Linked DNA regions of Homo sapiens: region 1 is linked to region 2. The links are chromatin loops, found by intact Hi-C in ENCODE. Cell type or tissue: ascending aorta. All regions are shown on one strand. Each heading gives the region's core, and the rest is flanking DNA. Links, peaks and the distances in the headings are about the cores only.

Region 1 (4,798 bases), core at 575-4,574, 80 kb before region 2:
CAGGCCTTTCTGCATGGTCAGGGGGAGGAGGTGGCTGTGGGCTGGGTATCTGACTCACATTTCTTTGCCCTGTATAATAAGCATCTTTTTCCCATTCTGAGTCACTCACGGATCCCTAGGGGTTGATCCAGTTACTTAAGAAGCTTCCAGTTGGGCAAGAGGACAAAGCCACCATTTTGGAAGAATATATATATTTTTTTCCAGTGGACACATAGGGCCATGGTTCTCCTAGGGTGCTAGACTTGGAGTCAGTTTTCTGCAAGGCTCCTACACTAACAAGCTATAAGATTTGGAGCAAGTCATATCCTCTCTTGGCCTCACTGTTTAAATCTAGAAAATATCAGTTTCAATGGTTAAATGTGGTAACATATGCAAAAGTGTTTTTATAAACTGAGAAGGATCAAGTGTGTTGTGCAATGGGAAGTGCATGGTCTATGAAGCCAGACATAGGTTTAAACCCCAGTTCTTGTAGTTACTGGCTGGCTATCCTTTAGTAGTTTGCATGTTCTCTCTAATCCTCAATTTACCTGCATGTTAAATGGGCTTAATTATGGTACAAACTTGGAAGGCTGTTTGAGGATTAGATGGATTAAACATCAAAGAATGTATCTTAGTGCCTGGACCTAAGAAACACTTAATACATTTTAACTGTTTCTCCATTATTAGGGCTATTTTTATTGAATTATCATCATTATGATTACAATTCCAAGGTCTGTTCACTTAGCCAAGTGACCTTGGAGAGGTTACTTTCCTTTCTCAGCCCTGGTCCCCTCAGCAGTCAAATATAGAATTAAATGGAAATATTGTAAAATAGATGGGGAGGCATATTTTATGCACTCAATGCATGTTAGTTCTCTTCCCCTAATTTTTGTTGTCTTTCTTTCCTCTTGTGGAGAGACAGATCCTTCGTTTCTTCTTGCAGCATTCTTTATAAATCTGAAGGAAGCATGCTTAGCCCCTTCATTTCAAGTCAGGATTGAAAGATCTACCCCAGTTGAGAAGAGCAAGCTTTCTGCGCCCTGGCACCAGGTCGACTTCCCTCAGGAGTTGCCTCTGCTGGGCAGTTTCCACAAGGCCCCTCTGAGTTTTTTGTTTTTGTCTTGTTGACTCTTAAACATCTCTTCCTCTCCCTCTCTGTATTCCAGAAAGTATTTGTGGGGAGCAGCTTAGTCGATTCAGGACTTCATTCTCAAAAGTTCCCATATAGGACTCCAACTTCCAAGGGGGTGAGACCCACAGCCCATGTACTGTGCAACTGGGAAATTATGTGTTTCTGTGATTTCTGCAGTCAGAAGCCCCCAAGCCACATTTATCCATTTACAGTTTGCTGATATTCTGAGATGCCTCAGGTTTTCACTGAGTTTATTAAATTGCTGGGTGGCTTGGAATTAGCACCTCCCCCAACTGCACTGACTCTCGTAAACCAATAGCTAAAAATCTGCCTTCCAGAAGGGTGACCAACTCATCCAGACTTGTCTGGGAGTTTCTGCCCTTGTGCACTGAAAGTCCATGTCCTGGAAGTCCCCTCAGTCCTGGGCAAGCTAGGACAGTTGGCCACCCTACCTTTTGGCGCAGTCAAATTATCTTCCCTTTCAGTGGATGATGCAACAAAAGAAAATGGAAATTGTGAGGTTTCTCTACCGAAAAGGAATGGGGACACCCAAAGAGACCCTGGGCTCCCTGTTCTGAGGACTGGGACTTAAATAGCCTCTCCTCCCTCAGAGAGCAGGAGGCAGCTCCTTCCTACAAGGGATTCTGTAGAAAGCACTAGACAATATGAATGGTGTGATGGGGTGAACAGTTTGACTTCTTATAGAGTATGAGAATCCCTTTTCTTCCACCCCTCACCTCTCCTTTGGGTCTCACATGAGACCCCGGGGGGCAGAGCAGTACCCATCATAAATCCAAAGAGAATGTTGGTGTCTCTTTATTTTATTTTATTTTATTTATTTATTTATTTATTTTTGAGATGGAGTCTCGCTCTGTCGCCCAGGCTGGAGTCCAGTGGCACGAGCTCGGCTCACTGCAACCTCCATCTCCCAGGTTCAAGAGATTCTCTTGCATCAGCCTCCCGAGTAGCTGGAATTACAGGCACCTGCCACCACACCCAGCTAATTTTTGTATTTTTTAGTAGAGACGGGATTTCACTGTGTTGGCCAGGCTGTTCTCGAACTCCTGACCTCAGGTGATCCAACCGCCTCGGCCTCCCAAAGTGGATTACAGGCGTGAGCCACCGTGTCCAGCTGTCTTTGGGTTTAAGAGTCATAAATACTACAGTTTCTTAGAGAAACAGCATATGCCATTCTACTAAATATGAAAAAAAGAAAAAGAAACTCTTGAGAATAAGTTAAATATAAGCAAGGCACCCACAACACTGATGCCAAGTTCCTGGTGTAACTGATGCTCCTGTGGACGTTAGCTTTTAAATGAATGAGCAAGCGGGCAAAGGACGTACAGTAGCTAATGGTTCCCGAGTACTCGGTGCATACCAGGCTCTGTGCTGACCACTCACAGGCCTCGTCTCATTTGCTCCCAGCAACCACCTAGGAGGCAGCTACTGTTATTAGAGGGATGTCACAGATTAAAACACGAGTTTCACAGATGTTGAAGTAACTGATCTAAGGTTGTGCAACAAGTGAGTGGCCAGACAAGACTTGGACCCTGGTCATCAGGAGACAGAGCCACGCTTTTGCCCACTGTGGGGCACTGTCTGCCTGTCTTGTCTTCCCTGGCACGGCATAATCAACCTCACCAACTGTCCCACAGATTTTTACCATGTTCTCCTGAAAATTACTTCAAAGGTGCTTTGCTCAGAATGACCCCAAGCAGACACTGCTATTAATGACAGCTGGGGCGCACACACATGCATGCATGTGCACACACATGTGCGCGTGCACACATACACACACGCCACTGCTAATGAACACAAAGAGACTCAAGTAGAATTGTTATTAAACCTGCAGCTTTGCTTTTAGCCTTGAGCTTGCCAGGCACTTGTCTCAGTGACTTCTGGCCAGAAGTTGGGCGAGGCAGTCTAAATTTGGAGTGATCATAGAAGGTGGTGATGAAGGTGCTGGAGCTTGGAAGGCAGGGCCATGAGGGAGGCAGAAGGCTCTGTGTGGGTTGTGGCTCCTGCCCATAACTCCTCAAGGCTTCGGGAAAGGTAGAACCATTGAGTGCAGGCCTTGGGAACAGTGAAGGGGCCAAAGACAGCTCGCATCCCCAGAAGCAGATGTGCAGGACTGGGTGAGGTGGAAGCTGGGAACCAGAAGCCAGGAGGTGGGCTCTGGACTCCAAGGCTAAGCTGGGAGGGAAAACTGTGGAACTGGGAGAAGAAGTCAAGTTCACCTAAATGCATCAGGGGAAGACTGCTCCAAGTAGTGTCTGGGTCATGCATATTCTTGCAGTCCCTGAGCTTCTAGCCACATATTTTCAAAGGCCCAGACTCTTCTAGCTCAGGGCTCTGAGCGGAAGGAGAGCTGAAGCTGGAACAGCTAAACCCTAAAGAGTCTAAATGTCACTGCTGGAAACTCAGGAGCTGAAAAGAATATGATTCTGCCTCAAAGGCCCTTTGAGTTCCTCCCCTTTCTCTCTCCACTACCTCAGTTTCCCTCCTTGCCCCTTCCCATCCCTCCTCCCTCTCCCCCAGCCAAAGAACATCAGCCAGTTTATTTGGGGCTTGCCAGCTCTCAGAACGGGTGTGACCCAGAGGTATGAAGCTGGAAGATACAACTTCCTCAATGTTCTCCTCTAACTGGAAGTGAGAACTGGGGGAAGACGCTCCCAGTGGTGTGTGGTTGAGTGTTGGAAGGTACTTCTTGGGGACACTCACTTGCAGCTCTAACTTGCTAGATTCCTCCATGAGCTGGAAGTGCCTTTATTTACCTTTAAGGCAGATTCTTCCTCAGTGGCACAGGGTAGACTGCCCTGTGATTTCATACTTGTGACTGGGGCCTGTTCTATGAAATTCTGGGAAAAGTTTTCATCAACTTTTCCACCAACAAGTCAGAGCAGGGTCTGGCTGACTGTTACCGCCTCTTTCTCCAAAAGGGAGGGAACGTGTCATTTTGAAAACATGATCTTCACAAGGTAACGCATTAGGCTGCAAATCTGGACTTTTTTCTCCCCCTCCCCATCTACCTTTTTTTCCCTTGCTAATTGGCAGAAAATTAATGAACAAGGTACTGATGGAGCAGATGCTTCTTGTGGAAAAAGGCAGAATTGGAGTTTTTCTTACCTTCCTTTTTTTTTTTTTTTTTGAACACATCAAGAAGGTAGTAACATGTGGCAGGTCAGAAATTAAGAGAAGGTAACAGTACAGACTGTAAAGAACACAAAGGAGTTGGGGATGTGTGTTTGTGTGTGTGTGTGTGTAAGTGTGTGTGTGTGTTTTCTCTTTTGTTTCAACTTCCTTGCATCTTTTTTTTTTTTTTTTTTTTTTTAGCTCATATTCGGCTGCAGCTCATAATTAGCAGCTAGGCCTCTGGGACCTAATTAACCAATTTAATTAACAAAAAAAGCACACAAGTCACCCTGACATTTGTCAGCCATTAGGAGGGATGTCAGACTGGCAGTTTCAGCTGACACATTAATGGTGATTAGCTCATTTGTGACTCACTTTTACTCCAGGATCCTCCTAGAGAGGCAGCCTCTGAGCCACACTGCCCAGAGCTGTGGGGTCAGGAGCTTGACCTTCAAAGGTCAATAGAAAGCCCCCTCCTAGCTCTCCTATTGGGTCAAGGGGCCCCATCCAAACCTTTGTGAAGATGTGTCTATACTGCTCCCAAGTTTCCGCTGA
Region 2 (4,999 bases), core at 393-4,392:
TCCAGTGGTATTTAAAATAATAGTGCATTTTATCACCTGTGGCACCTTAGATTTCTGCAAGTCGGGCTATACCCTATCTTACATATGAGGCCTGGAGAGGTTAGGAAACCTGCCTAAGGCCACACAGCCACTATTTGGACTTGAAACAAGGTGTATCTGGCTCTCAGTCACTGGCTTTCAGTGGGACTAGAGCTGGAGGTCCCATCCTTGCAGGGAAGGGAATGTCCACTCTCCAGGCAAGCATGAGGAGGGACGGGGGGCTTGCAAATCTGGCCCAGCCTGCTGGGCTACTGAATGGGAAGTGCGGTGATGGGACACCGGCAGCACAGGGCTGGTCTCTGTTTCCTGCACACAAGATTCTGTTTTTGTCACTGCTTAGCTCTTAAGCATCTGTTAGTTTTCAGAATCTGCCTCTGAGTTAGAGTCACTTTAACTCAGAGTAACCACATTATCAAAGAAAAAAATAATGGGAATCTTTTGGATCAAGAGTGACTAATTCTTTCAGGGAGGCAGTGTGGAACTGGAAAGAGGCCAAAGATTGAAGTTTGGTACGTCCGGGTTTGAATCCTGATTCTTGCTGCTAAAAGCAAGCTGGCAAGTTGCCTAGACTCTCTGAGCCTCGGTGTTTTCATCTGTAAGATGGGAACAATGACGCCACCTACCTGGAAGTACTGCTGTGAAGATTTTGTGTGTGGAAAATGTCCGGGGCATGGTAGGTGCTTGTTAATCGAAGTTACTATTTTATTGTTGTTCTTATATCTTATCCTGAGGATGATGATGATGATGAAGAAGATGATGAGGATGAATGGACCCAGCAGGGCCTTCTCTCAGTTGTCACACATCTCTGACACTCTCCCCTCCTGGGGCTCGGCCACCCCTGTCCACTTTGCTCCCCAGTTGCTGGGTGGATGTCCTCCCTCTCAGCCTCCTGGCCGGAGGTGCAGCCCTGACTGCGATCCGGGCAAACCCTCTACCGGCCCAGCATGCCCAGGCTCTGGCTCCCTTTGAGAATGGTCCCTTCTGTGAAGAGGTGGCTGAGAGGGGCCGTGAGGGTACCTTTAACGCCCCCAGGGGCCGGCTCCCGCATGGCACTTCCTCCTTCGTTCATTTCAGGCCTCTCAACTCCCAGCTTTTGTGGGTTAAGGGGCAGCACCAGAGGAAACAGCAGTGACAGCCTTGCCCAATAGTGTCTAGGTGTTGTTCACACACTGGGATTTCCTACTGAGGGATGGAGGGCACTCAACTTCCCCCATGGGGTCCTTGGGAGGTTAAGTTGTAGCCCTTTGCCCAGGTGCTCCCAGCGCCCCGACATACCTAATGTGCCCCCAAGACACTCATGCAAGTTGGAGTCCATAACTTAGGCCCTCACTTGGGACCCAAGTATACAGACAGTTACCTCTGTATTCTGTCAACCTCACCACAAGCCAACAGAGACCCAGAGAGGTTAAATGTCAAGTCCAAGTTCACAGAGCCAAGATGCAGACAAAGCCTAGATTTGAATGGCCATGTGAGCTCTGGCCCCTTCCTATACCCAGTGACTCAGGTCAACTGGCAGGATAGCTGTTGTTTGCCATAGAATCTGGGCAAGGCTTAAGCAGCAGAAAAGGGGAAAGGGCCATTTGGGGAAAAGAGCTCAGGGAGAAAAAGCAGGGCTGGAAACCCACCTGCTCGGGGACTGTGGCTGCTTTTCTGAAGACAGAGCTGGGCCCTCAGCCCGCCTCCAGCCCAGTGCAGGAGGGGGCTGGGAGGGCCCCTCATGTTCCTACCCAGCCTTGCACAGGCCCCTTTGGGCTTGCTCCAGAGGAAGATCCTGAATGGTCTGGCTGGAAACTCCCACAAATCTGCTCAGGAAGGCTATCATCACAAGAACTTTCTAGAAAAGGAGGTCCCCATTGCTCCCTTTTAGTCAGAGCCTAGAGCTCCACTCCCATGGATGGTTATAAACCTGACCGAAGAAGACAGGGGAGCGTTTCAGGAATCTCATTCCAAAAATAGCCATCAAATTTCAAATTCCAGCCCACAGCAAGCAGTACAAAGATTCATATCCGCTCCAGTGATGTCTCTGGCTGCCATTCCCTCCTCCCTTTGTCTGGGATTCCTGCCCCAGCCCCCGCACTGGCCCCTGCCATCTCTATTTAGTGAGCTCCCAGACCTTCTCCAAGACCCTGTGCAAATGTCACCTCCTCAGAGATGCCCTCCTGACTCTCTTAGAGCACAGTGCCTCCTCTGGTGCTTCCGATGCCTCTTGGAAACCTGTACTAGGTCTCTCAGTGTACTTGCCCATCATCTCCCCTAGATAGTACAGTGCTTGTAATACAGTAGGTGCTCAATAAATGCAGGTGGAACAAATGCATGCATGCATAAATGGCCATTTTAGCTTCGTTTATGCTGGAAGTTGCAGGGAAGTCATTAGATCTTTGCATCAGCCTGTTGAAGTGCATTTCATCTGAAGATTGTATGACAGTGGTCATAATAAAAGAAACAGTAATTGCTGCCAAGGTCTCTGCTCGCTTGTGAAGCCTGGATGGAGAGGCTGGTCGGACTTGGTCCTGGTAGCCTTGTCTTTACTGTCCTCTTGTGGCCAAAAGTTGCTGCTGCATCTGGAAAAGCTGGCAATTTCAATGAGGCCACAGGGGGATATTTTTACCTGTTGGAGCACAATCTTTTTGGGATCCCTGAGTCATTTTGAGCCCAGTTCCCCATAGACTGTATGTAATGTGATCCTCCTTCTCGGGCCTTGAAAATATGTTAAAATAAATAATAAGCAGCAATTGATAGGGCCTGAGCAGCCGCAAAAAGAGCATTAGAGACTCCATCAACTCTGACTTAGGCCTGTGTTAGGTACTTGGGTGTGGAAGGGAAAAATATAACAAAGTGTGTGACAAATTTATGCACTCAGAGACTTTGCTGTCTATTTCTAACACCTTCATCAAAAGTGAACAATACCATACACTAATAAACAAAAATACCCATTCATCTAGTAGCCAAGGTTTGGAATCAAATGGCCCTGGATGTGTATCCTGGCCCCACCACTGATTGCCTAGGTGACCTCGAAGGAGTCACTTCGTTGCTCTGAATGTCGTTTCCTCATCTGCAAGATGGCCTTTTAGGTGTACCCCCTTCCTCCTTCGCAAAACTATAATGATTAACTGAGATGACATGTGTCAAGCCTTAGCATGGTGCCAGCACAGAGTAAGTTCTCATAAAAGCTAGCCATTATTGTTACAAGTAAGGTTTTTAATTGTCTGATGCAGAGAGAGAACCGGGTGAGATGTGATAAAAACCTGGGTAAATAGACTCTTCAACATGGTTTGTTTTTTTGTTTGTTTGTTTTTCGTTTTTTGTTTTGTTTTGTTTCGTTTTGTTTTGAGACAGCGTTTTGCTCTGTCACCCAGGCTGGAGTGCAGTGGTGCGATCTCGGCTCACTACAGCCTCCACCTCCTGGGTTCAAGCAATTCTCCTGTCTCAGCCTCTCAAGTAGCTGGGACTACAGGCATGTGCCATCATGCCCAGCTGATTTTTGTATTTTTAGTAGAGCCAGGGTTTTGCCATGTTGACCAGGCTGGTTTTGAACTCCTGGCCTCAAGCGATCCACCTGCCTCAGCCTCCCAAAGTGCTAGAATTACAGGCATAAACCACCGAGCCCAGCACCACCATGGCTTTTTTAAAGGCAGATATCTCAGGTATTTTTCTTCTCAGAGCCCATTGCAATCCTGTGTTTATTATTAATATGATAAATTGGTCATGGGCAAGGTGATCCATAGGGCTGCCATTGTCCCAGGCTGCATGGAGGAGGCAGGCTGCTATCAGTTGGCTCTAGCCAGAGTCTGTTTGCTTCGCTCTTTCCCGCCTTACGCATGGCAGACATCACTAATCGATTACAGATCTCTTTCACATAGATCATGAATATAATTTCAGAATTATTCTCATAATACAGCTCCAGGCAGTTATAACAGTTAAGCAGAATGGGAAAATGGCATACAATCTAATTTACCTTTCCAGCTCTTGGCACATGGGTAGATTAAAGATGTATAGAGGAAGGAGGAGAGCATTTTAGCTGGAGGCAGTAAAGGAAGTTGAATTATGAGTGAGAGATCTGATAGGAAAAGGAAGGAAATTAAAGACAGGCTGGGTTATGGAGCCCCTTGACTTCAGGCTGACTTAAAGCAGTAGGCAACAGGGAATCGCCAAAGGCTGCTGGGCAAGAAACCGTGGTAACGGTCCTATGGGGGCAAGATATCTCTGGCAGCCAGTGCCAGGTGGATTGCAAAGGGACTGAGTAGGAGGGCTGGAACTCAGGACAAGCTGCTGAGGGATGCTGGAAAGGAAAGCTTGGTGGACGCGCTGACTCCTGGCACATTAAGAATGAAGAAAGTGGTGCCATCCAAATGGTTTCTCCGACCTTGACCTCCACAGGCTGGGAGAATAACAGCACCTCCACCAGGAAGTGTGGTTGGGCACCGAGGAGAGAATGTGCTTTGTTTCAGGCATGTGGATTTGGAGAGCCTTTGGGACATCTATGCAATTTCCTGTGGGCAGCTGTAAATGGGAGACTGGAGCCAGAGCTAGAGCTACAGATATTAGAAAGAAAAGAGAGAAAAATAGTTCATGCTTTCTGGGCCCAGCCTCGCTTTTACTCAAAGCAGTTTGGGTAGGAAAAGAAAGAGCACATTCAGGAAAAAGACGAACTGGGCGAAGGTCATGGCTTAATTAAGAGGCATTCACTGCGATATGGTTATTCCAAAAGACACTGCATATCTGGGTCAAGTATCCTTTTCACAATAACACCTAAAATGAGTAGGAAAAATTTTTTTTGGTAACAGGGAACAGTAAGTCTCATGCACAGGAGTCCTAATGTCCCTGTTGCTAAGAAAGAAAGTACATATTTCACTGAAATACCCGAACAATCAGAAGGGAGGTCAGAGGGACAATTCCTTTATTAGAAGACTCCATTTCCTAATGGGTAATAAAGTCACTTGGACTCTAAGGTCAAACAGAC

The links. Hi-C counts contacts between places; a loop is a spot of excess contacts. Peaks named below come from ENCODE experiments on the same cell type or tissue, not always from the same donor. Only the 100,000 strongest peaks of a DNase experiment are listed, where the experiment ranks them.
Region 1: a loop joins it to region 2, with 4 times the contacts of the local background. A loop is called at or near these places in 16 of 110 quality-filtered maps.

What each region holds. Positions count from the first base shown.
Region 1 is chr10:113,438,768-113,443,565 of GRCh38, forward strand. No RefSeq gene overlaps it. Among named protein-coding and RNA genes, the nearest start is that of HABP2, 110 kb to the right of the region's middle. In ascending aorta, for the core only: a CTCF peak has its summit at 2,696; no DNase peak of the experiment used is centred there.
Region 2 is chr10:113,518,810-113,523,808 of GRCh38, forward strand. No RefSeq gene overlaps it. Among named protein-coding and RNA genes, the nearest start is that of HABP2, 32 kb to the right of the region's middle. In ascending aorta, for the core only: a CTCF peak has its summit at 2,579 (motif pointing left); a DNase peak (open chromatin) is centred at 2,542; H3K27ac peaks cover 2,025 bases.